Linked DNA regions of Homo sapiens: regions 1 and 3 are each linked to region 2. The links are chromatin loops, found by intact Hi-C in ENCODE. Cell type or tissue: Caco-2. All regions are shown on one strand. Links, peaks and the distances in the headings refer to the core of each region. The heading gives the core; the rest is flanking DNA. Region 1 overlaps LOC399975 (a long non-coding RNA gene). Region 2 overlaps LOC105369572 (a long non-coding RNA gene). Region 3 overlaps LOC399975 (a long non-coding RNA gene).

Region 1 (8,282 bases), core at 1,832-6,831, 57 kb before region 2:
GGAAAAATAACAGAAGAGAATAAACAAAGTCGAGTAACGACCCACACGTATGTGGTTTACCTGATTTACAACAAAGCTGACACTGCAATGCAATTGAAAAGGATCATCTTTTTAATAAATGGTGCTGACTCTACTAAATCTCATGTGAAAATAAGGTACTGTGACCCCCAACTCACATCCTACACAAAAAGCATTACAGAAAAAATGCAGATCTAAACACAAAAGATAAAACCATAAAGCTTTTACAGAAGAAAATAAAACAGATCATCTCTCAGACATTAGAGTAGGCAAAAATCTTTTTTAACTGTATCCAAAAAGCACTAACCATAAAGAAAAACATGATACACTGGACTATATTAAGACCTAGGCCTCAAAAGACACTTAAAGAAACAAAGATGTAACCCAGACAGCAGGAAAAGATACTCACAATACAAGTATCTGACAAAAAACTAGTAGTCAGAATATAAAAAAGACTCTCACAAACAAGACAAATGACCCAACAGAAAAATGGGCAAAAGGCATAAACAGGCACTTCACAAAAGATACACCCACCAGAAGGACTACGTTAAAAACAATGACATCAAGTGCTGATGAGAATGCAGAGGAGCTTAAACTCTCATTTGTTACTGATACCCTATGATCCAGGGATTCTACTCCAAAGTATACATTCAACAGAATGCTTACGTATGTTTACCAAAAGATATGTTGTAGGATGTTCTCAGGAGTAATATTCGTAAGTCAAAACTGAAAACAATCCAAATGCCCACCAACAGTAGATAAGTTGAGATGCAGTCACATAATGGAATGCTATACAGCAATGAGAATGTATATAATTACATATAATAATATGGATAAATTTTATAGACAATGCTGAGCAAAAGACACCAGAGACAAAAGAATATGTTCTGCGCAATTCCAGCATATAAAATAAGACAGGCAAAAACAAATCCATGCTGTTAGAAGCCTGCATGCTGACAACCCACAAGGACAATCAAGCTTCACTTCTTGATCAGATGCTAGTCACATATATGTTCAGGCTGTGAGAAGTCATAGAGTTGAATATGTATGTTCTATGCACGTACTCAACATGTGTATGATACATGAAAAAGTTTAAAATTTTTAAAAAGGAAAAAAAAGACCGCAATTAATTCTGGTATGGAGGGAGATAAGGTCAGCAGTCAAATTCCTGTCCTTGACCAATCCAAATGACCCTAATTGTGCTATAACTACATGGACATTCTCTCCAATCAGAGGGAGCTCTATGGTTTCAATATAGATTATGTAGCAAGATGAAGCCGGGGACTTAAACTGAGAGAGGATGAAATGACAGTGAGAAATGCTACAGGCTATTTTTGAAAGGCAAGAAACCCTCCAGAAGTAACCAACATCCATCCAATTGGATATCCAGCTGGTCCAATCAAGTCTAAAGGAAATAATTCCAAAAATCTCAGAGACTTCTGGATTTGAAGTCGGATAACATCCCTTGTTAAACTGTAAGAAGAATCCAAATCTCCTGAAAGAATATCATAACGGGCATGTAAATTATCATATCAGTTAGGGATAATGTTTAGATGCATGTAAAAAGAAGTCCAAACTATAGTGGCTTAAGATAGGGCTTTATTTTCCTCACGAAATGTAAGTTCAGAGAGAAGCGCTTGCTGACATTGGTTTGGCAGTTCAAGAACATAAGGGCTAAGACTTCCGCGAATCTCTTAGCCTTTCCCTAAAAGTCTCTAGAATACTGCTACAGCTTGTCATCATGTCTAATTTCTAGGCAGGAGGAAAGAGAAATGGCTAAAAGGGCTTTCCCAAAAGCTTCGTCTAGAAATTTCTGCATACATCTCACTGACCAGGACTAGATCACATGGCTACCTCAGTAGGAAGGGAAGCTAAGACATTGATAGTTTTTAAGCTAGGCACAAAAAGCTTTGTGTTTTGCTTCTAACAAAATTTAAATTCTATTAGAAAGGAAAAGGGAAGAAATGAACCTCAGACAAGTAGGAAAAATCTGCTATACCATGGTGTGCACTTGATAATGTTTACCAATATTGAAATATTTTTTAAGTCTAGCAACTTACAAGTTTGTGACTTATGGCACTAGAAGCAATTCTCTGTGGTACAAGTCTGGGAACTATTTTTCTAAAGCATCTTTCATATTATTTACCACAGGAGGAAAATGTAGAAAAGTTCAGGTACTATAAAAGGCAGGGCACAGTCACCATTTCTTCAGTTAGTAGCTATAGAGCAATGTCAAGACTGTTTTCATTTCAGATCTCAATTTTAGTATTTAAAAAAACAACTACAGCCAGGCATGATGATGCATGCCTATAACCCCAGCTACTCAAAAGGCTAAAGCAGAAGGATCACTTGAGCTCAGGAGTTCAAGTCCAGACTGGGCAACATAACAAAACTTTGTTGCTTAAAAATAAATAATTCATTAATTTTTAAAATTACAGAAAACATTGAATAAGTTTTCTAAATACTCAGTTCTTAGAAGCAGTAAGTTAATAATTAACCAAAAAAAAAAAAAAAACAGAACTTCTTAAATCCTAAACAGAGTACTTACTTCCTGACAAATTTTTTTCAGAATGAACAATGAAATCTCAGTCTACCCCTTCTGACCCAAAGCATTATTTGCTATTCATCCAAATTAACTTAACACTGGCCATTTCATAAAATCAAGTAATGTGGCATTTATCTGATGATATATAGTCATCAGAATGTAAACTTTTACTCTTAGAATAGGTGTGAAAAATGCTATTATTTACCTAATATTTTCCATATTCTTCAGTCTTCTTTATCTTTTCCCTTCATAAAACATGTCAATAAAATGAACAGTTCAAAAAAGTCTTATTTTTGTCTAAAATAGCAATGTAATACATTTCATGTTAAGATTTCTTTAAAGGGAATATTCAATTCACTAATGTTATATGGCAATTTTATAGCACTTTGTCAAATATATGTTCTATGCTGTGCTATGGTTTGTTTTTTCTCTATTAAACAACTATCATATTAAAATCTAAACCAAATTCAACCATCAGAGGAGAGAATTTAATCAAAATAAACCAAAACTAAAACTGAGTAAAAGATACATTGATCAACCCCAGGTGGTTGAGTTTAACTTTCTGAATCTGTGAGCCATTTAAAGATTGTCTCCTCCATCAGGTAAGGCGATCTGATGGCTGCAGACCCCGGTGTTCTGATTCCTTCTCGTTTCCTTTAGACTGGGATCTGAAAGGCAGCCTGCTATCTGCAGCAGTATGTGCCTGCCACGTCCCTCTTTTTAACTTCTTCCAGCTCCGAGCTCCCACTCTATCCACCATTTTCCCTACAGCCAAACTTTCTCCTTCACAGTCACAGTCCCCTTCACCCCAAATCTCTGCCTCCACTAAGGAACTAGCCTCCCAGATAACCCACTCCTGGAGGCCCTAGTTGTCTTAGGCATTTAAGACAGATGCACAAAAAGAGCTTAAAGAACTTCTGCCAGTAAATTATTGTATTTCTTAAGAGTAGCTGATAAATCGAGACTCAAAGCTAAACTTCCTAAATAATTTTTCACAGGACTATGATGAACAAATTCTCCAACTATCAACCAGTTAAGATTTTATTTTAAATTTTTGATAAATCAGTATTTTAACACATACTGGAAAGTTAATAGTCAACCACTTTTCTTATTATAACTACTGTACTAATTTTTCCCATCTTACCCCTATCAGGTACCAAGACAATACAGCTAATGAAATCATAAACTCAATCCCAGTGACTCCAGTTAAGCAATATGATGACAGATTTCTGCACTCTATCATAACCTATGAGCTAAATTATGGTGCTAGCCACTAGTCATAAAGAGAACTACCTAAAAGTATATGAAATAATACGCACAAATGCATTACTGATGGGAAAAAGGAACCACTTCAAAACACATGCACTATGTAATGGCAAATTGGTACATTAACTTCAAATATAAACATCTTCATAATTTATTAATCATGTGTAAGACAGGATATGCAACAATATAAACTAGAACCAGCTTTTTCTCCAAAATGGAAAGATTAGTATTGAATACTCAGCTCTTTCTAAAGACAACAAAACTGAAATAAAGTCGTGTTTGGGCCCAGTTTGAACACTGGCTAGGGCAAATAAGAGAACTATATACAATGGCTGCAAAAGAGATACTGTTATTTATGATATTTTCATACTGAGAGATGTTACTAGTTTTTTGTTAAGCACTTTGGAAGAAAAAAAAGAGTACTGCAAATGCCATTATTCCTCTCTCACACACACACAAAAAAATACTTTTCCTGTACATTTATTACTTCACTCATTCATTTGACAAATACAGGTTTCACTCTCAGAATAATGCCCAACATTTAAGCAATGTAAAAAAAAAAAAAAATAAGCTAAGGAATTAGTGTGACCCAGATATAGAAGCATTTTCCAACCATAGAACTGGAAGATAGCTTTTAATAAGAACATAATAAGAACTGCAGAGGAAGAAACCACAAGCACCTACCAGCCTTGTCAATGCATAAAATGGCAGTAATTAACGTTGCCATTTTTGTAAGTGGAGACAGTATTTTTAATGACTATCACTTTGGGATATGAATATCTAATTAGATTTTGCTATGCAGACATGAGATTCTTCTGAGACCAGTAAGAATTTCTTCCAATTAAGCTTTTTGTTTGTTTTGTTTTTTGTTTTTTTGTTTTTCTGGAGTAGGGTCATTCAACAATTCTGTAGAAAACAAGGAGAAAGCATATCCCAAGTCTACTGGCAGCTTTTCCCATTCTCAAACAATCCCTTGTTCAGATGCACAGCCACAGAAGTTCAAAGGTCACTGGCATCTTTGTGCTCAGTTCCATGGTAGTTACAAACAAACTTTTGTCTCCATTCCTTCAATGAAATGGGCTGCAACAACTCACTGATTGAACTTTTACATCTGAGACCGGCATGAGCATTACACAACTGAAGAGCCATAGTATTTCATTTACACTTCAACCATAAATTATTAAACCTCCTTTGTGAAATAAAACAATTTGTTTACGTGGGCATAAAAAACTGATAATTCTAGTCAAACACAAATAACATCACTGGCGGCAATGGTCTTATGATTTCTTATCATAATTATCATACCTCTGATAACATTGTTTTGAAAGCTTTTGTTGACTGTTCTTCAGGGTTTTTCTCACCCTGTCTCTATCTTAAATCATGAAAGATAAAAAGTGAATAAATTTATTACGGGCTTTCATACAGAGTTATAAACTAAAACTTCTTTCTTAAAATGTGATAATAAATATATTTAAATAAGAAATCTCAGTTGTGACATTTATTTTCAAATAGAAAAAAGTCTTAAAAAATAAGCTCCTCATTCTGTAACTGCGAAACACCTTAGTATGATCATGTAAAATATAATATTGTCTTTATCTATATACTTTAATAACTCTTTAAACATAAAAATCAAACATTTAACTGTTTAAGCTGTCTACCTTAAAGCATCCGTTTTAAAAATAAATTCCTACTACTTTCTTGCGCTAAAGGCAACCTCCAAAATCTTAGCACAATAAAATATGTTACAGCTGAGCAATCAAAAAATAATTACTCCCAAAAATATTAGCCAATAATTAATCTAAAAAGGGTTACATAAGCATCTCTGAAATAACTTTTTTAGCAGCTAGGCTGCAAACTCCTACATGAACACAAACCAACTGAATCATGATGCTGAAAGGATCAAACAACTTTGCCAGAACAAAGATAAGAAACAGTTTCCTCCAAACAGAAAACTTTCCATAACTATTTCTAAATAAGGCAAACACTTCTAGAAAGCTGAAAATACTACTTAAAATATCCTGAGCCACCACAGGGTGCTAAACGCCACACTCCTCAGAAAAAAAAATGGGTCCAATCTCCTATTTTTTTTTTAACTTTAATGAGCTTAGAGTGGAGAGAAACACAGCTGAAAGCAGCAAAAAGGAAATAAAAGATCACAGGAATTCAGAAATATTGTTGAAATTGGTATAAAGTGGCTCGGATTAGGTTAAATAAAAGAAAAATGGTCTAAAGGAAAAAAGGAAAAGTTATTCCAGATTTTTTCACATAAAATCAAGTAACTCAGAAATGTTTCCAAACCACTGGTGCCATTATAGATTCAGTTAAACAAGAATTTATTTTTTTCTGCTTTTACTAAAATCCATAATCCTGAAACACTAAGAATATCATAATATTTTACATACCACTAATCTGGGTAAGCCTAATCCAAAGGATTTCTAAAACTTTTCTCCTGTTTTAGACTTCCCCTCCTATCTTTCAAGAGGTCAGCCTAGATGGAATAGGTCCGGTTACATTAATTCAGTTGTCTATGTGTGCAAGCCTGGCCCCCATTTCGACTAGACAGAAATGCTAAAAGAAAGCCAGTAAAAACCAAGCATTTTTTGTTTCCACCTCTCTTCTGTGTTAAACAACTTGGTGCTGAGGAATTCACCAGAGTTTTCAGGAAATACTCTTAAGTAAATAAATGGATGAAAACTGCTTCTTATTGGGAGCAAACAGCTGAAAAGGCAATTTGTTCTGTTAATCAAAGGTAATTTTGACTTAAACATCTCAGTAAATGATCCCTATATTAATGGTGCAACTGTTAAAAAAGGAAACCAAAACATATTAGAATCTTATTTGGCAATAAAATGCAATAGTATATAGAAATCCCTTTGTTGCTGTAACAAGAAAAAAATCTTCAAGTTCTGATGATTTTTACAGCTAAACTTAGAGATGTTTATGTTTAGCGATTACCATAACACCAAATGACACATGAAGGTGGAGTTTTATATACACAGGGAAATAATGTCTGCCTTTTAAAACACACAAATTAAGAGAAAATACGGAAACCTGACAAAATGTTCACGAACAATATTTACTTATGAAAGAATAAACCTGGCATGCCAGACTAATAAAATAGAATTAAAATAGATCTTGCAAACTTTTAATTTTTCCTCATGCGCCAAAAAAAAAGTCTGTATTATCTTCAAATCATTCTGTCTCTCATGTTTTTTTAATTCCTAACAATATAAATGGCATAAAGGAAGCCCCTAATTTTTATTCCCCACAAAACCACTTCTAATAGGTAGTAAATATCTACTGAATTAATGTTGATATATTCATTTAACCCACCTTACAAATAAACAGCTTTAAATATAGCAAAAGCTACTTTTTTTTTTTTTTGAGATGGAGCCCTTGTCTGTCGCTCAGACTATAGTGCAGTGGCGCAATCTTGGCTCACCGCAGCCTCCACCTTCTGGGTTCAAGCGATTCTTATGTCTCAGCCTCCCTAGTAGCTGGGATTACAGGCATATGCCACCATACCTGGCTAATTTTTGTATTTTTTTTAGTAGACAGGGTTTCACCAGGGGGTTTCACATGTCGGCCAAGCTGGTCTCAAACTCCTGACCTCCAGTGATCTGCCTGCCTTGGCCTCCCAAAGTGCTGGGATTACAGACACGGGCCACCAGGCCCAGCCCAAAACTACTATTTTAAAACCATTTCAAAGTCGTTTTATAAGGCCTGGCAGAACTACAAAAATCCTGGGAGAAGACTGCAACACACCAAAAAAAAAACCTCACAACCCTAAAAACCTTCACTTTATTTTACTGTACCAAATATAAATTACTTCAAGGTTAACGAATTCTTTTTAAAAATATGTTAATATTGTCTATCAGTCACACCTCAATGTCAATCACCTCCTCTATAAAATTAGTATGAGTACTAGTATATATAGTCAAATGATTTTCTACAGGAGTGTGAAGACCATTTAACTGGGAAAGGACAGTCTTCAACAAACGGTTCTGAGAAACCTGGATATTCACACACAAAAAATGAAATTAGAGTCTTACCTTATACCATATACAAAAATTAACTCAAAGTGGATCAACGATCTAAACATAAGAGCTATGGAAGTCTTAGAAGAAAACATAGGAGGGAAATGTCATAACACTGGATTTGGCAATAATTTTTTGGACATGACACCAAAAGCACAGGCAATAGGAAAAATAAACTAGACAACATTAATATTAAAATGTTTGTATATCAAAGGACACTATCAACAGAATGAAAAGGCAATCCACAGAATGGGAGAAAGTATTTGAAATTTTATACCTGTTAAAAGGACTGATATCTAAAATATGTAAAGAACTCCTACAACTCAACAACAAAAAAAACTATTTTAAAATGAGCAAAGGCCTTGAACACACATTTCTTCAATGATGACATACAAGTGGCCAACAAGCATATGAAA
Region 2 (8,282 bases), core at 1,846-6,845:
CCCCGTGCAGTTTTGCCTGTGTCGGCCTTGAATATCTCACTGAAAGTAGCTCCCACTTCCCCTCCCAACCTATGAGGTTATTTCATTGTCATTGTAATTTGTTGATGCCTAAAATTACCCATTTGCTAAGGATTCCTGATCCAAAAAGGTGCACTAAAAATTAAGGTATGTCAATTGGCACTGATACATGTCCCTATTCTCAGAGGGACTGGGTGCTGGGGAAATGGAAAAGTATGTACATTGTACATAAGGGAAGGAGAATGTCTAAAGAGTTTATATGCCAGGGCAGATTCAACCAATCTTTATGAAGCTCCTACTATGTGCCAGGTATATATTATCTTATTTTATCTTACAAAATCCCTGCAGTAGAAGTTTTACTATCCCAATTTTGATTCCCAGGACATTGCATTTGGATTCAAGCCCAGCGCTCTTTCTTCTAGGCTGCGGTGGGGAGCGGAGGGAAGAAACATAGGTGGTACATAGAATGAAATACAGAAACATATTTGTGAGTCACTGACACAGTTTGAGTCAGCCATACTTAAGTGTCCCATATTTGGGAAGAGTGGCAAAGATAAAAGCTGAGAAAAAGGAATCGACTGCAGAGACGGGAGGATTTGAAGCAAGGTGGAGCCGGCCTGAGGTTTCCGGGATGAGGAGAGGGTGTGGCGGATGATCCAGAGAGAAAGGCTGTGGTGTGGCGGAGGGGTGGTGGGGACAGGAACAGCCTGCTGTCTGAAATAACAGAGACAGTGAATCAGGCGATGACATCCTTTGCATATGTGGTGAAGGGTGGGTGGCCTAGGCTCCTGGACGCAGGTAACCAAGGAACACAACTGCAGGTATAGCCGCCTGCACCCGAATCAGCCTCCAGCAGCAGAGACACCCAGTTACGCAGCGGCGGTGTGCTAATTCCAGCCCAGACTGGCAGACAGCAGGGGCTCTGTCTGGGGGAGGAAAAGCTCTAGAGCTGGGGACGACACATTCTGAAGGAGGGAAATAAGCTCTGAGCTATATTTAGTGCTGCATGGCTGTGCGTAGCGGACTTATGGCAAGCGCGTGCATGCGAATTCATCAGATGGAAACACAGGCATGTGTAGCCTGCGCTCTAACTTCTTTTCCACCCCAAAGATTCTTTTTTTCTACAGCCTAACCTGTCGGGGCATCATTTCCTACCCGCTGTTGCGTACTGATGCTCTGCTGGTCAGCTTCCTAGGGCCTCTGCTGACGATAAGTACAGCTGTGAGATGATGACAACGGCACATAGCAGACATTGATTAATCAGCAGCTAGCTTTGGTTTTTTGTTTTTTAAACGGACACATCTTAGACAAGGAATCAGCAGCTTTCGACATCAGAGGAAAAGAAAGTTTCTTGATTCCCAATTTTTTAACAAGTGTCAGACACAAGTTCAGCTTGGTTGGAAATAGAAGCACAATGGAATTCAGTCGAAACTTAAATGAAGCCACAGACAATTTTTCCTGAGCTACAGTGGAAACTCTACACCTCACAATTAACTAAGAGCTTTCCCACCAATACAATTTGTTTGCAAAGCATTACATCATCAGAAAAAACTCTGATTGGCTGAGTCTATCCTCAAGGAAAGACCCATTTCTGGCAGCAAAAACTTTTCCAAGAGCCTTTTTGGGCACCAGACACCATATTTAGTTTTCCCCTTTTAGTGCAATACTTTAGTACAATAATGAGCACGCGGGGCCTTTAGGAGGCTGCTGCTGTTGGAACTTCTGTCAACAACTCTGAGGTTGCTTGTTCCTGAACAACAGAGGAGCCACCCCTGTGCTGGAAGTACCCTGCCTCGGTAGGTGAGGAGACACCACAAGGCTTAATGAGGAAACTATTACTCCTTCTGTCACTGGCCTTCCAATTACACACAGCAATGGTGATTTTGAGCAGCAGCCAAGGAATGTCATAACAGAGGCTACTGTGGAACCAAATTACAGGAGCTCAGGGAGCAATGAAAAGTCTTCAAGTTGGAAATGTTTATTAATTGCTTGTGTGCAATGTATTAGGCTGGGCAGGTGGGCCCTTGCCTTCCAGGAAGTCACAAACATGCATTCAGGCTCTCTTGGCCTATGTGTTATTCACATTATGTGAAGAAATACAAATAAAAACCTGAAACACTAGGACAGCAGAGCAAGTAATACACATTTCCTAATACATGAACAAAAGGCAATCATGGAGACTTGTACCAATTGGCCTTTGCCTGGGAAATAAGTAAAAGGAAATGTACCCCCACTGCTTCAGCCATGATTCTCCCTTCCACTTCCTTTTTCTTGGCTGTATTTAGTCCCTGTTCCTCATTCATCTATAACTGTCTAACTCTCAGATGAAAGCAGCAACTTGAGAAAATGTGGACACGTTATAGTTAGGGGGCGCTCCATGACCACTGTCTTGCACCTTTTTATTCTTCCCCAATTTCCTTCCGGTCCTTTCCCTCCCCTTCCCCTCCCCTCCCTGCCTTCCTTTCCTTCCCCTCCCCCTCTCTTTCCCCTTCCTCTTCCCCTTCCCCTTCCCCCTCCCCCACCCCCTCCCCTTCGTTTCCCTTCCCCTTCCCCCTTCCCCTCTCCCTCCCCCTCCTTTCTTTTGCTTTCTTTGTTCCCAAATGAAAATAGATGGCCTAGGTTCCACGAGAGACGATTGGAGGAGAAGAAGTAAGAGCTTCAATTTGGTGGCTGCCAGAGACTCTGCCTGCTGCTCCCTTCTTCCCTGTGGCTGCATTCTTACCTAACTCTGGCTGTGGTCAAGAAAGAGCTTTGCTAGAGATCTGTGCTAATCATTCCTGAATTAAAATACCTCACAGAGGTCCCAGGGTGGGGAGTGGAGTGGGGCCATTTTCCCAGGACACCCATCAGTGGGTCCTAGCCTGCTCTGGATGGCATGTTTCCTCCAGGGCTGTTTTTGGGTCACCACGGTACCCTCCACAATGGGCCTTTCCTCCAGGTAACAGTTTCCTAAAGCTCAGTGTCTAAAGGTAGACGAGAGAATGAGGTTGTAAGTCTCCCCCCATCTCCGAAGGACAAGGTGAATTACATCACTTTGGGTAGAATGAGGGTATAATGTGGATTTTCATGTGGTTAAAATTTTGTTGGGTTTCTGAACAGTGAAGATAATAATAGAAGGATGCAAGTTTCCTGTGATAGAGAAGAATAGCACCAGGAGGTGGGTGAAAATCAGAGGGTCACAGGGACAGATGGAGCAGGGGTGGCTGCATGAACGTGTGCATCCCAGGGGCTAAGACAGTGGAAGAGAGTGGGTGTGACTGAAGCCAGCCCCGATGTCTGGAGAGAGGCTCTGCAGTATCTGGTCAGGTCTTGTTCTTTTAAACTGGACCATCCAAGATGACACCAGGAAGTTAGCCTTTGGTAAGAACGAATGTTGCCCAGCCTTGTTCCAGCCTTCCTCCTGGGTCTTCACTCCCTTGAGACTTCCTTTCCATCTCCTCGCTCATTCCTGGTCCCACAAGCTCCTGCCCTCTGTCTTCACATCCTGTGATGACCTCAGGTTCCTGCAGGACTGATCTCAGCTTGCCTAGCTTAGCCCACGACTGGCCCTTCAAACACGGTCAGCTCAGCAGGCCCAGGCTGGCAGAGAAAAGCCTGTGGCAGACAATAGTGTTTATTCTAGGCAGTTGTCCCAGATGGGTCACTCCCAGCTTACTCCACACCTGCTGCTGCTTGCTGTTTTTCCCAGGATCTGAATTCCTCCTCCCCAAGCACTGGCTAGGGGGCTCCCTCTCGCAGCCCTGCCCAGAGTCACTCAAGGGGCTGGACCATCCTCAGTCCTTTAGCTGAGAGAGGAGAATGTCATCAGCAGGCCAGACATGATTTACAGCTGTCCTCTCATTCGCTTCTGCTGCCCCAGGTAACAGAGGCTCCGGATCAGGGCCGTCGCTGGGCTCCACCCCAGCACTAACCGGCTCGGCCAGGTTTACCTCACCCCCTTCAAAAAGGATGGTGTGAGGAATGCATGTCCTGCCCCAGGAAGACGGATCTGTTCAGGAAGAAGAGGACAAAGGGCAGGACTTCAAAGCAATTTGGGCCACAACACTGGGCTTCTGGCTCCTGTGTTGAGGGGAAGAGAGTGGGGAGAGGTCGGACCAGCATTCAACTCACAGGCTCTTCCCAGCTTCCATCCCCTTTGCCCTGGAGCTGCAGAATTTCCTGACCCTGGAGAAGGCACCTGCCAGTGCAAATCCCCAGCACAGGTTCTGGAAGCCATGCTGCTGTTTGCCCTGCACAGCCTGAGCCATGGCCCCTCTGCCTAGGGTGGGCTTCCGGGGGAATGAGGCCTCTGAGCTCCCCCCTGGGGCCTCCACCTCCCCACTTACTCAGCCACCCTTCACCTCCTCCCTCTCTTGTCTCATTGAGACCCCTTTCTTTCCTTTCCAGGGATGATTATTTTTCAATCACGTAGACTTGGAGATAAAGGAAGAGTAAGGGCAGAGAAAGGCTGGGGCATGAGCAGCTGAGGGCAGGGGTTAAGAAGGTGGCAGTAACAGAATAAAACCTGAGTCTGTCTTTAAACCTCCAGGCCTGAGGCCACGTTTGGAGGGTGGGGGTCTCACTTCAGTTTTTCTGTAAGTTTTTCTGAAAGTCTGATTATTCTGTTCCACCCACAGCAAGACGGGGAGCTTCAATCCCAGACGCTTGTGGCGATGGGAGTGGGGAGGAAGGATAGGACTTAGGAACTTCTTGCTGGGCATTTGCATCTGTCTATAAGGCGTGGTTATCCCATGTCTCATCTCAGCTTCCTGAAGATAGTGACTGTGACTTGGAGATCCAGGAGTTGGTGTGATGCAGTGGAGTTCCACTGCTTAGTGTCTGCATGGCTGTTAACAAGTCACCTAAGCTTAACGAGCTTCAGTTTCTTCCTCTGTAAAATACAAGCAATACTAACCTTATTTTATAGGGCTCTGAGGACTACATTGAAGAAACATTGAGGCTGGGCACAGTGGCTCACGCCTGTAATCCCAGCACTTTGGGAGGCTGAGGCGGGCAGATCATGAGGTCAGGAGATCGAGACCATCCTGGCTAACACGGCGAAACCCCGTCTCTACTAAAAATACAAAAAAAATTAGCCAGGTGGGTGACAGGCACCTGTAGTCCCAGCTACTCGGGAGGCTGAAGCAGGAGAAGGGCGTGAACCCGGGAGGTGGAGCTTGCAGTGAGCCGAGATCACGCCACTGCACTCCAGCCTGGGTGACAGAGCGAGACCCTGTCTCAAAAAAAAAAAAAAAAAACCACTGAAGCCCTGCCCACATTTTAGATACTTACTAAAAAGTAGCTATTATGATCATACTTCAGTTTCCTCGTTGGTAAATTAGGGGTAATAAAATACCCATCTCACTGAGTTGTTTTGAATATTAACCTAGTTAATATTTATAAGGTCCTTAGAAAGGTGCCTAGCACACAGTGAGCTCTGTGCAAGTGTTACTAAAGAAAATGAATCATCCTGTTCTTTTCCACAATACCTAGACGTTGCCTTGCCCAGGTAAGTGCTTTGTAAATATTGCTGAGATTAGTCCAATGCATATGCTAGAGCCAGGAAACAGACAAGGGTGGATACTCACAAGAGGAAGCTGGTGGTTAGGCTGAGTAGCATACTTCTGTTTCTCCCTTCTCCTTGTTTATTTTCCTATTACCGATTTCTCATTTCGGACCCTGCTGTGGTTTGAAAGTTTGTGTTCCCTCCAAAATTCACGTGAAAACTCAATCCCTAATGCAACAGTATTGAGAGGTGGGGCCTTGAGGAGGTGATTAGGCCATGGCAGCTCTGACCTCATGGACTGGATTCATTCCTTATTAAAGGGCTGGAGGGAACTAGCCCTTTTTGCCCTTCTGCCTTCCCACCGTATGAGGACCAGCAGAGACCAAGACACTGGGCCTGCTGGCACCTTGATCTTTCACCACCCAGCCTTCCATACTGTGAGAAATAAGTTTCTGTTGTTTGTAAACTACCCAGTCTCAGGTATTTTGTTATAGTAGCATAAATGAACTAAGACAGATCCATTTCTATTGGCTCTGTATTCTCTCTGCTCCATAATTCCTCTTCCAAAAAAGGAACAGAAACTGATTCCCAAAGGCCCCACATTTACTAAGAAAGAGTCCGAGCAGACACCATAGCTCTACCTACACCTTTTGTGTCTCTCTCCTAGTGTCCAGCTTCCATCTAAACTTTCTTTTGTGATCTCTGATTGAAAGACCCAGAGAGCTGGGCATGGTGGTACACACCTGTAATCCCAGCTACTCAGGAGGCTGAGGCAGCAGGATCCCTTGAGCCCAGTGCGCCATGATCACACCTGCGATTAGCCACTGTGCTCCAGCCTAGGCAGCAGAGTGAGACCCTGTCTCAAAAAACAAACGAGCAAACAAAACAAAAAGACCCAGTGGTTCCAATGAGTGCAGTGTCTAATCCTAATTAAGTACCTATTCATTAAATGTGTGTGAGGAATTGAAATGTATATTCCAGGGAATAAAGTCCAGCAGGGAAATAAATCCACCAGAAACCATGTTGGAGCAGTCCGGGTAGTTACTCCTATTGCCTTTCTTTCGTCTCAATTCATTCAGTGCCCTAGTTGTTTTAAGATCACAGGTGTTGTGTATTCACTAAGTACTAGGTCTTTGCTAAGCTCTTGCATGCCTCCCCGCAACCCCTATTTCATCCTCGAATTACCTTGATAGGGTAGCTGTGATTATGTCTGTCTTACAGATGAGGAAACTGAAGGCTAGGCCAGTTAAATAGCTTGTCCTAGGTCACACAACTACTGAGTGATAGACGCAGTTCTCAGATCTGACTTGAAATCCTGCACTCATTCTGCTGTATTCACAGGTAAGAGCAAGTTAAACTTGACCCTTCTCTTGGCCTTCTGAAATCGACTCTTTAATATGTAAGCTGTCTTTTCTGATATTTTTGGTTGGAAAAGAAAATGTGTGCATAACTTTCTTCAATCAAAGGGTGTTTTGCATCGTCCTTCTTTTTCTATCTAAAAGCATCTTTTCTGCATACTCTCTCAACAATGCCAGCCCTTCCTACTCTCAGCTCTAAAACCTGTCACTGACTCTAAGAGAGTTTTAACAAAAGAACTGGAACAGGAAGTGTTTTTAAACAGGCTGTCCCTTTCTTTAAATAATTAAAGAAGATGCTATCAGGGAGATCAGGTTTTTATTAGCTCTTCTCAAGTTCACTGTCACTTGCTCTCCTCCAAGGCAGGATTGAAGGTTGGGTGGAGCGGGGCATAGAAAAGTGCTCCAATTTGGACAGCATGTTGGGAGCACTTTGTAGAGGCTGGCCATTCACTGCCTATCTGGACTCTTTGCCAGTGGAATAGTGAGCTTGAATGGCAGGTTACAGTTCTTTAGAAACAAATTTAGAGGAAATGAATGAACGAAGCAATGAATGAAATAATTGTTGGACCTTAATAATAGTGGGTGTATCGTGGGCAGCGAGGCTTTGAGAACGCTAGCTCTCATCCCTCGGCGGATGCAAAGCAATTAGATCAATGGAAAATATGCATCAGGAAAAAAATGTCTAAACTGGGAGCTCAGGAACACAACTCCCATTCAAACATGTCTTCTAAATCTCGGCCCCAGCAACATGTTCTTTGCAATTTCACTCTCTTGGTGGAATAAACAGGCCAGGAGCCCACCCCACCCAACAGGGTGTCTCACAGCAGCCTGCAGGACAATAAGGAGGAAATTGGTTTTCCGGGAAGCAATTTCTCTATCAGCAGAGTAGTTCTGCATTGGCATAGAGGAGAGGTTAGGCTGGCAGTTGGAAGGATTCCACCTGCTCCTTCGAGTCCTAATTTGGATAGCCGCAGTGTTAAAAGGACACCATGAAGAGCACTTTTTAATATTGGGAAGGAGTATTGATGTAGAGATTGGGGGCTTCAAGGCCAAAGGCACTGGCTGGAAATGGACTTGCCCTGAGCCCTGGAGCTGATTCTTTATGCTGCCTTCTTTCCTCTTACTAAATATAAAATGAGGTCAAACGGTGCATGAAGTAGGGGTCAGAAGCAAATTGAAGGCTTAATAATAAACATTTATGGTGCCGAGCTCATTACAGGGCTTATGCAGATCCTTTTAAAATACCTGCCTGTTTGACATTTTGCCTTGATTTACACTAGAATTTAGAATGCCAGGAGGGTAATTAGCTTATATCTTGTCATTTTAGCATCCTATTTCTGGGGGAAAAAAGAAAACCTTAGAAAACTACAGCTACTTACCACAGAGTGCTATGCTTCTGAAGAAAAAGTACTTTAGGTCTC
Region 3 (8,282 bases), core at 1,231-6,230, 78 kb before region 2:
ATATATGTAAAATAGTCTACTATATATTTTTCCTTAAAATATATATCCTAAGGAAATATGAAAAATGTAAAATTTTATTAAGTTTAGGTGACGAGCACATGAGTGCTAAGACCTATTATCTTGTACTTTTCTGTGTATGTTGAAAACACTGACAAAGTTAAAATATATCAATATAATCTATATATCTGCAAGAAGAATGGCAAAAATACATATACTGTTTTCTAGGTTATTTTTCCCAAAGATCTCCCTACTACTTACTCAAAAAGAAAATCATTTACTTATTTTTAATCTGCCACCTGAATGAATCTGGCAATTTTTAGAGAAACAAAACCACCCCTCCAGAGTAGGGTGGGGATACTCAGCACAGGAACTATTTATTTAAAGGGGCGTCTCTGTCAGGACAACTAGGTTTTTAGCAACAAAAACCTAGCAACAGAAAAAACAAACAAACAAAAAAACACAGGTAGTTGTTCTTCTATTTCAATCCCTATTTCACCATTCCCTTAGTTTACCAGGCTTTTAAGTAGGACTTCACTGGTTTTGACCAGTGGCCCCCAAAAAATATATATCCACATCCTAATACCTGGACCCTGTAAAGACTGCACTATTTAGAAAACAACTTTACAAATTTAAGTTAAGGATCTTGAGATGAACTCATCTTGCATTTCAGGTGGGCTCTAAATCCAACAATAATTATCCTTATAAGAGACAGAAGAGGCACAAATACAAAAGAGAAGGCCACGTGAAGGGAGTGTGGCCCTGCTGACATCTTGATTTCGGACTTTAGCCCTTCGGAACTTAAATAAACTTCTGTAAGCTACCAAGTTTGTGGTCACCTGTTATCTTACCTTCTGAAACATTTCCCTACCAATTCAACTAGCTACCTAACACAGCACCTGCCACGAGCTCTACCTGGTCTAGAATTTCACCCCACGTTGACTTTACCTGCTCTAGAATTTCATCTCACATTTACTGGGCTCCTCCCTACACTCTTGCCTGAGCTCCTACCCTTAGGTACTATATGTATAAATATGTGTAACCTAGTCTAAAATTGTCATCATCTGTAGCAAAAGTAAGTTTGCACCATTTTTGGTATTATCTGCTCAAATACAAGAACTGGTAAAATGACAGGGCAGCATGGACACAATTATAGGTCCATAAAAACACAGCATTACTGAGCTTGGTCTTCATATAAGAGAAAACAGGTGGCGCTTGGTTACATGAATAAATTCTTCAGTGGTGATTTCTGAGACTCTGGTACACCCACCACCCAAGCAATGTGCACTGTACCCAATGTGTAGACTTTTATCTCTCCCCCTTCCCCACTACTCCCCGAGTCCTGAAAGTCCCTCAAAGTCCATTATATCATTCTTATGCCTTTACATCCTCATAGCTTAGTTCCCACTCATAAGTGAGAATATAGGCTATTTAGTTTTCCATTCCTGAGTTACTCCACAGAGAATAATAGTCTCCAATTCCATCCAGGTTGCTGCAAATGCCATTATGTCATTCATAAACACACACACACACACACACACACACACACACACACACACTCACACACATTTTCTTTATCCACTCATTGGCTGATGGGCATTTGGGCCAGTTCCATATTTTTGCAATGCGAATTGTGCTGCTATAAACATGCATGTGCAAGTATCTTTTTCGAATAATGACTTCTTTTCCTCCGGGTAGATACCTAGTAGTGGGATTGCTGGATCAAACAGTAGATCTACTTTGAGTTCTTTAAGGAATCTCCACACTGTTTTCCATAGTGGTTGCGCTAGTTTCCATTCCCAATAACAGTGTAAAACTGTTCCCTTTTCACTGCATCCACGTCAACATCTATTATTTTTTTATTTTTGATTATGGCCATTCTTGCAGGAGTGAGGTAGTATTGCACAGTGGTTTTGATTTGCATTTCTCTGATAATCAGTGATGTTGAGCATTTTTCCATAGGCTTGTTAGACATTTGTATACCTTCTTTTGAGAACTGTCTATCCATGTCCTTAGCCCACTTTTTTGTGGGATTGTTTGGTTTGTTCTTGCTGATTTGTTTGGCTTCTTTGTAGATTCTGAATATTAGTCCTTTGTCTGATGTACAGATTGTGAAGACAGTCTCCCATTCTGTAGGTTGTCTGTTTGCTGATTATTTCTTTTGCTGTGCAAAACCTTTTTTGTTGCATTCACTTTTGGGTTCTCAGTCATGATGTCTTTGCATCCTGAAACTCTGCTGAATTCATTTACCAATTTTAAGAGCTTTTTGGATACGTCTTTAGGGTTTTCTAGGTATACAATCACATATCATCAGCTAACAGGGACAGTTTGACTTCCTCTTTACCGATTTGGATGCGCTTTCTTTCTTTCTCTGATTGCTCTGGCTAGGACTTCCAGTACTATACTGAATAGAAGTGGTGAAAGTAGGCATCCCTGTCTTGTTCCAGTTCTCAGAGGGAATGCTTTCAACATTTCCCCATTCAGTATAATGTTGGCTGTGGATTTGTGGTAGATAGCTTTTATTACCTTAAGGTATGTCCCTTCTATGCCAATTTTGCTGAGGGTTTTCATCATAAAGGGATGCTGGATTTTGTCAAATCCTTTTCTTGCATCTATTGAGATGATCATGTGATTTCCATTTTTCATTCTGCTTATGTGGTGTACCACAATTATTGGCTTAAGTATGTTAAACCATCCCTGCATTCCCTGGTATGAAACCCACTTGATCATGGTAGATTATCTTTTTGATATGCTGTTGGACTCAGTTCACTAGTATTTTGTTGAGGATTTTGGCATCAATGTTCATCGGGGGTACTGGTCTGTAGTCTTCTTTTTTTGTTCTTAATATTTTCTTATTTTCATTTTGCCTACACAGATCAAAATAAATGTTGATGTGAATAGTAAATCTCACATTTAAAGAAATACAAATTTCCCTTTGTTTATAACTCATTCATCAGTTAAACAAATATTTACTGGTCATTTGTTACATCCTAGCTGATGAGAAAACTTCAGAAAACAAAATCTTTGCTCCCAGGGACTTTACATTCTAGTGGGGATTACAAATGTTTTTAAAGGATTATTTATTGGGTAGTGATAAGTGCTTTAGCGTGTTAAAGGAATGAAGAATGCTCAGGACTGCTGCTTTAGATAAGGCTTTCAGAGAACTCCTTCCTCTGTGAGGTGGGGACATGAACAGAGGCCTAAATGAACTGAGTGCATTACGTGGATCTAGGCAGATGGGTGCACAGCTGCAAAGGCCTCGGGGTAAGAGCACACTTGTGTCCAGTGTGGTGCAACAGTACGGTGAGGGCAACAAAGTGATAGGAGAAAAGGCTCCAGAAATAGGGCCAAACCAGGCAGGGCTTTCCAAGCTATGCAAAGAACCCCTGAAATGAGGAGCTACTGAGAGCCTTTTTGCAAAAGAGGAACATGACTCTCCTTACACTGAGAAGGATAATCTGGCTGCTCTATAAAGACTAGACCAAGTAGGGCAAAAATCACACCAAGAGACCAGTTTAAGGCTACTGCATTGATCCAAAGAAGTGAGAGTGATTTAGACTAGGGTGGTAGCAATAGAAGTAGTGAGAAGTGGCCCAACTGAAGACGCATTTTGATGGTAGGGACAAGGGAGTTTGGTGAGGTAGTAGGTATGGGGCAGAGAAAAAGTCAAGTCACCACAGTGCCAGCGGTTTTTGATGACTCAAGGAAAAATTCAATCTTCTCAATTATAGTTCTGACTAACCCTAATTTCTCTTCTAAGCTTGAGTGAAATTAATTAATCCTGAATCTGCCATCCTAGAGACCAAATATCATGGAATTTATTTATAGTCCTTGCAAACTTTGAGGATACAGAGCACCTTCATATTAAAAGATTTTTCCTTCTAACTCTTATACCCTCCCAGGAATAATTCCTAACCATTAACCCACATAAATGGTGCTTATGCCTTTCTGTGCCCTTTCTTCTCCCCTCTCTTCACACTTCTCATGACCCAGTCAGAGAAAAATGTTGCACAGTGAGGACATGTAAGTGAAAAATCTACCAATGGCCATTTACAATCAGGGATTTCATGCACTACTGGATTTACTAGTCATTTCAGCCTCCACTACCACCACACATCTATAAATGTCAGTAACAGGTGCTCTTATACACTTAAGATTATTCTTACATGCATGAGTAATACATACACTGATGGGATTTAAAATAATCAACTGCAAATTGGGTGTGGTGGCACGCACCTGTAGTCCCAGCTACTTACAAGGCTCAGGTGGGAGGACTGCTTGATCCCAGGAGTTCCAGGGCAGCCTGGTTAAGATGCTAAGACCCAGTCTCAAAAAAATAAACCAACCAATTGCATAATCATAGAACTTATTTTAAACACACACACACACACACACACACACCTCTAACCAAACATAATTAAGACTTCTGATGATGCAATAAAGTGTTATTTTCACAATAATAATTTTTTTTGAAACAGGGTCTCACTCTGTTGCCCAGGCTGGGGTGCAGTGGTGTAATCTCGGTTCACTGCAGCCTCGACCTCCCAGGCTCAAGTGATCCTCCCACCTCAGCCTCCCCAATAGCTGGGACTACAGGCACATACCACCATGCCCGTCTAATTTTGTTTATTATTTATAGAGTATTATTTATACAGACGACGTTTCACTATGTTGCCCAGACTGGTCTCAAACCCCTGGGCTCAAGCAATCCTCCCACCTCAACCTACCAAAGTGCTGGGATTACAAGTGTGAACCACTATGCCAGGCCACGATAATAATTTTTCTAAGCCCTCGCATATTGTACAGCTTATTAAATAGTACAGACTTTCCTATTTCCTATATAGTCTTTCTACTTCTAGTCTTTGCCCTTTTCCAGAACATTATTTTATACCTAACTTTTTTTGTGTGAGCACTTACTCTGTTAGAACATGCAGTAAGCATTCTGCAGCATAATCTCATTTATGCATCACAGCAGCGCTGTAAGGAGGGTACTAGCATTACCCACATTTTGCAGATGAGTAATTTTAGGATTGGTCAGATGACCAAAATTACCCAGAATGACAGAGCCAGGAGCTGTCCCAGAAGTGAGGCCTCTAGAAGCTCATTTTCCAAACTAGCATTACACTAACCACCTTTTAGTTAGTTCACCTAGAATAACCCTCCTAAAATAGAAATTGGATGATACCAATTCTGCTAAAATACAATACCTAGAAGCACTTTCGACACCCATAAAAGAGCGTCCGAATTCCTTAGCACATTAGGGTTAGCATCATCTCTAATGGACCCCCTCACTTCCCACATTGCTGCTAATATAGATTACTGGCCATTTTCCAAATATGCTCTATACTATTCCACCTGTGTCTACTCTCACGCTAATCCAAAGCCTTCCCCCTCCATCCTCAATCTGTGCAAACAGCCAACTCTCTAAAATCCAACTCAAATGCCACTCTCAGTTAAATTTTTTCCCAAAACTTACAACACATACACACACACAATTACTTAAAAAACAGACTTTTTGCACCAGCAGATCCCAAATTTCTTCTCCTATCTCTCAGACTACAAATTCTAAGGCAGGAACTGTTGTTTGTAATCTTCATTTCCTACACAGCAACTGCACAGTTACTATGCGCAGTGACAAATTAAATAATTTCCCCTATACTTTTTCATTTTTTTTTTCTGAGACGGAGTCTCACTCTGCTGCCCAGGCTAGAGTGCAGTGGCGTGATCTCGGCTCACTGCAACCTCCGCCTCCTGGGTTCAAGTGATTCTCCTGCCAACCTCATCATACAATATACCCCCACAGCCAAGGGTGACTAGACATATAAATTTCTTGGTAAAGTTATAGCAGTTTAGCAAGATAGCTATTACTGCAGACTTTGGAGTCAGACTGCCTCGGATTCCAATTCCATTTCTAGCACTTACTAGCTATATGACCTTGGGGAAAAAAAAAAATCTGGTCAAACTGAACTACTTGCTGTTCCACAAACACACTCCCAGTAGTTTTCTGCCTCTGTAAATTCTTACTGGAATGACCCTTCCCTAATTGTGCTACCCAGCCTTCAGTAGGCCCATCTCAAGTAATTTCCTTTTCTACAAGCTTTCCCTAGGTCTTCAATAAATTCACACAGTACCTAGTTTACCCTTCTCACAGGATATTTATATTGCCTTGTGGTATACTTACTTTTAGTTGAATTACTCTTGCGGGCCAAAGCTGTCTTGTCTCTGAATTCCTTTAGATACACAACACAAGACCTTAAACAAGTATTAAGTATTTGTGAACTAAGCAAAAAGTAAGTAATCTGATGATATCAGTTTTTCCTCTTCCTTCTCACAAGCCCTAAATGCTTGAGAGTGAGATTAATATTTTCTTTTATATTTTTTGTCATTATATCATAAGAAACCACTGCATAAAGCTTTTCTATCTTTAATATGGTTTGAAAAAAATTTTGAGTCTGCAAAAGCTAATTTTATGTAAATTTTAAAGACTAAGTTTAAAAGTAACATTTCAACAGAGGAAATAGAAAGAAAGGTTCCTGGAGAAATCTGGGAATCCAAAAGAGAGGACAATGTACAGTTTAACTCCGTGGTTAAGAATATGGACTTAGGAATGAGACATTCCTGAATTTGAATTCTTGCTCCACTATTTACCATCACTGCAGCTTTGAGCAAGTTATTTAATTTCCTTAACACTTCATTTTTTCACTCATAAAATGGGGATCTTGGTACCTATGAGATGTAAGGAATAAATGAGCTCACATGTACAAAATGTATATGTCAGTACCTGATACACAGCTTACATTCAATAAATGAAGTTAAAATTTTAAAACAAAAAATATTTTAATTAAAGGACATAGATACATGGTAACTTACACTTCATTAAAACTTCATTAAATTTCCTTTTATTTGGAAAGGTAAGAAAAAATAAAATTTGCATCAAGTGTTATAATAGCCAATTTTGATACTATAAAAACAGACAAGTAGTCCAGGTGCAAGAGCTCATGCCTATAATCCAGTGCTTTGGGAGGCCGAGGTGGGAGAATCACTCGAGCCCAAGAAGTCAAGACCAGCCTGGGCAACAGAGCAAGCCCACATCTCTACAAATAATTTTGTAAAAATTAGCCGGGTGTGTTGGCGCACATCTGTAGTCTCAGCTACTCAGAGATTGAGGTGGGAGAGTCACTTGAGCCCAGAAGGTCAAGGCTGCAGTGAGACGTGATGACACCACTGCACTCCAGCCTGGGCAACAGGGCAAGACCCCATGCAGAAAAACAAGAAACCAAAAACAGGTAAGTAGATACTCTACTGGATTTAGTAAAAACAAAGTCTATGTAACAAGTTCTCACACAGAAGCCCTTCGAAGTCACAAAACAATAATTTTGACTGGATCATTCAGTAATAAAAATCCCAATGACATACTAAATCCAAGATGCTGCCTCTCCAGAAAAAGACAAAAATTTTAAAAAGTATTCAGTAATGTTCAAATAAATTTAGACTGTGTAAATATAATAAAGCAAGAATGACCAATAAAAACATAGTATTTACAAATAGGGTGGTAAATCCTGGTAGGGAGGAAGCTGAAAGAGCTGAAAAACATTGTTTCTATAGAGTAGAAATGGGAGGCAAGCTGGGATAGGGTCAGGAGACTGTTGCTTTTCTTTGAAAGTCTCATGGGAGTATTGCTTTTTAAAATTATGTTTGCAACTTAGTTGATGATAATACAAACTTATTCTAAAGGAATGTTTATTATTATAATTGTTTTACAGGCAGGACCTTGGTTAGGGTGAGACAAGCAAACCACCTATGGTGCAAAATTTTAGGAGTCACCACTCTCAAGGCCAAGTACTTGAACATACTTACTCAACCCCGCAAGTGATACCTCCTCCTAGCCCTGTTCAGAGGGCTAGTGTTTTAGGAACTCAACACAAATGTCATAACCTCAAACAACTGAGGGATTTGAGCTGTTACACTCACTTATGGTATGCAATAAAATATACTGTTCAATACATAACACATTTCTAAAATTACTACCTACAAATATACATAAAAAGAAACCTAGGCCAGGTGCAGTGGCTCACTCCTGTAATCCCAGCACTTTGGGAGGCCAAGGCAGGCAGATCACAAGGTCAGGAGATCGAGACCATCCTGGCTAACACAGTGAAACCCTGTCTCTACTAAAAATACAAAAAATTAGCCGGGCGTGGTGGCGGGCGCCTGTAGTCCCAGCTACTTGGGAGGCTGAGGCAGGAGAATGGCATGAACCCGGGAGGTGGAGCTTGCAGTGAGCC

What was found. Peaks named below come from ENCODE experiments on the same cell type or tissue, not always from the same donor. Only the 100,000 strongest peaks of a DNase experiment are listed, where the experiment ranks them.
Region 1: a loop joins it to region 2, with 4 times the contacts of the local background. A loop is called at or near these places in 5 of 110 quality-filtered maps.
Region 3: a loop joins it to region 2, with 2.2 times the contacts of the local background. A loop is called at or near these places in 13 of 110 quality-filtered maps.

The regions. Positions count from the first base shown.
Region 1 is chr11:129,255,189-129,263,470 of GRCh38, forward strand. The region is part of intron 1 of LOC399975 (a long non-coding RNA gene); the gene reads right to left. It also overlaps a transcript of ARHGAP32 not described here. Among named protein-coding and RNA genes, the nearest start is that of ARHGAP32, 67 kb to the left of the region's middle. RefSeq lists an enhancer at 4,759-4,903 and a cis regulatory region at 4,825-4,838. In Caco-2, for the core only: no CTCF peak of the experiment used is centred there; a DNase peak (open chromatin) is centred at 4,863.
Region 2 is chr11:129,312,232-129,320,513 of GRCh38, forward strand. The region is part of intron 2 of LOC105369572 (a long non-coding RNA gene); the gene reads right to left. Among named protein-coding and RNA genes, the nearest start is that of BARX2, 59 kb to the right of the region's middle. RefSeq lists an enhancer at 3,449-3,954 and a silencer at 3,563-3,857. In Caco-2, for the core only: no CTCF peak of the experiment used is centred there; a DNase peak (open chromatin) is centred at 3,910.
Region 3 is chr11:129,234,385-129,242,666 of GRCh38, forward strand. LOC399975 (a long non-coding RNA gene) reads right to left here. Exons shown (of 2, transcript NR_145484.1): 2 at 1-2,864. It also overlaps a transcript of ARHGAP32 not described here. Among named protein-coding and RNA genes, the nearest start is that of ARHGAP32, 46 kb to the left of the region's middle. In Caco-2, for the core only: no CTCF peak of the experiment used is centred there; no DNase peak of the experiment used is centred there.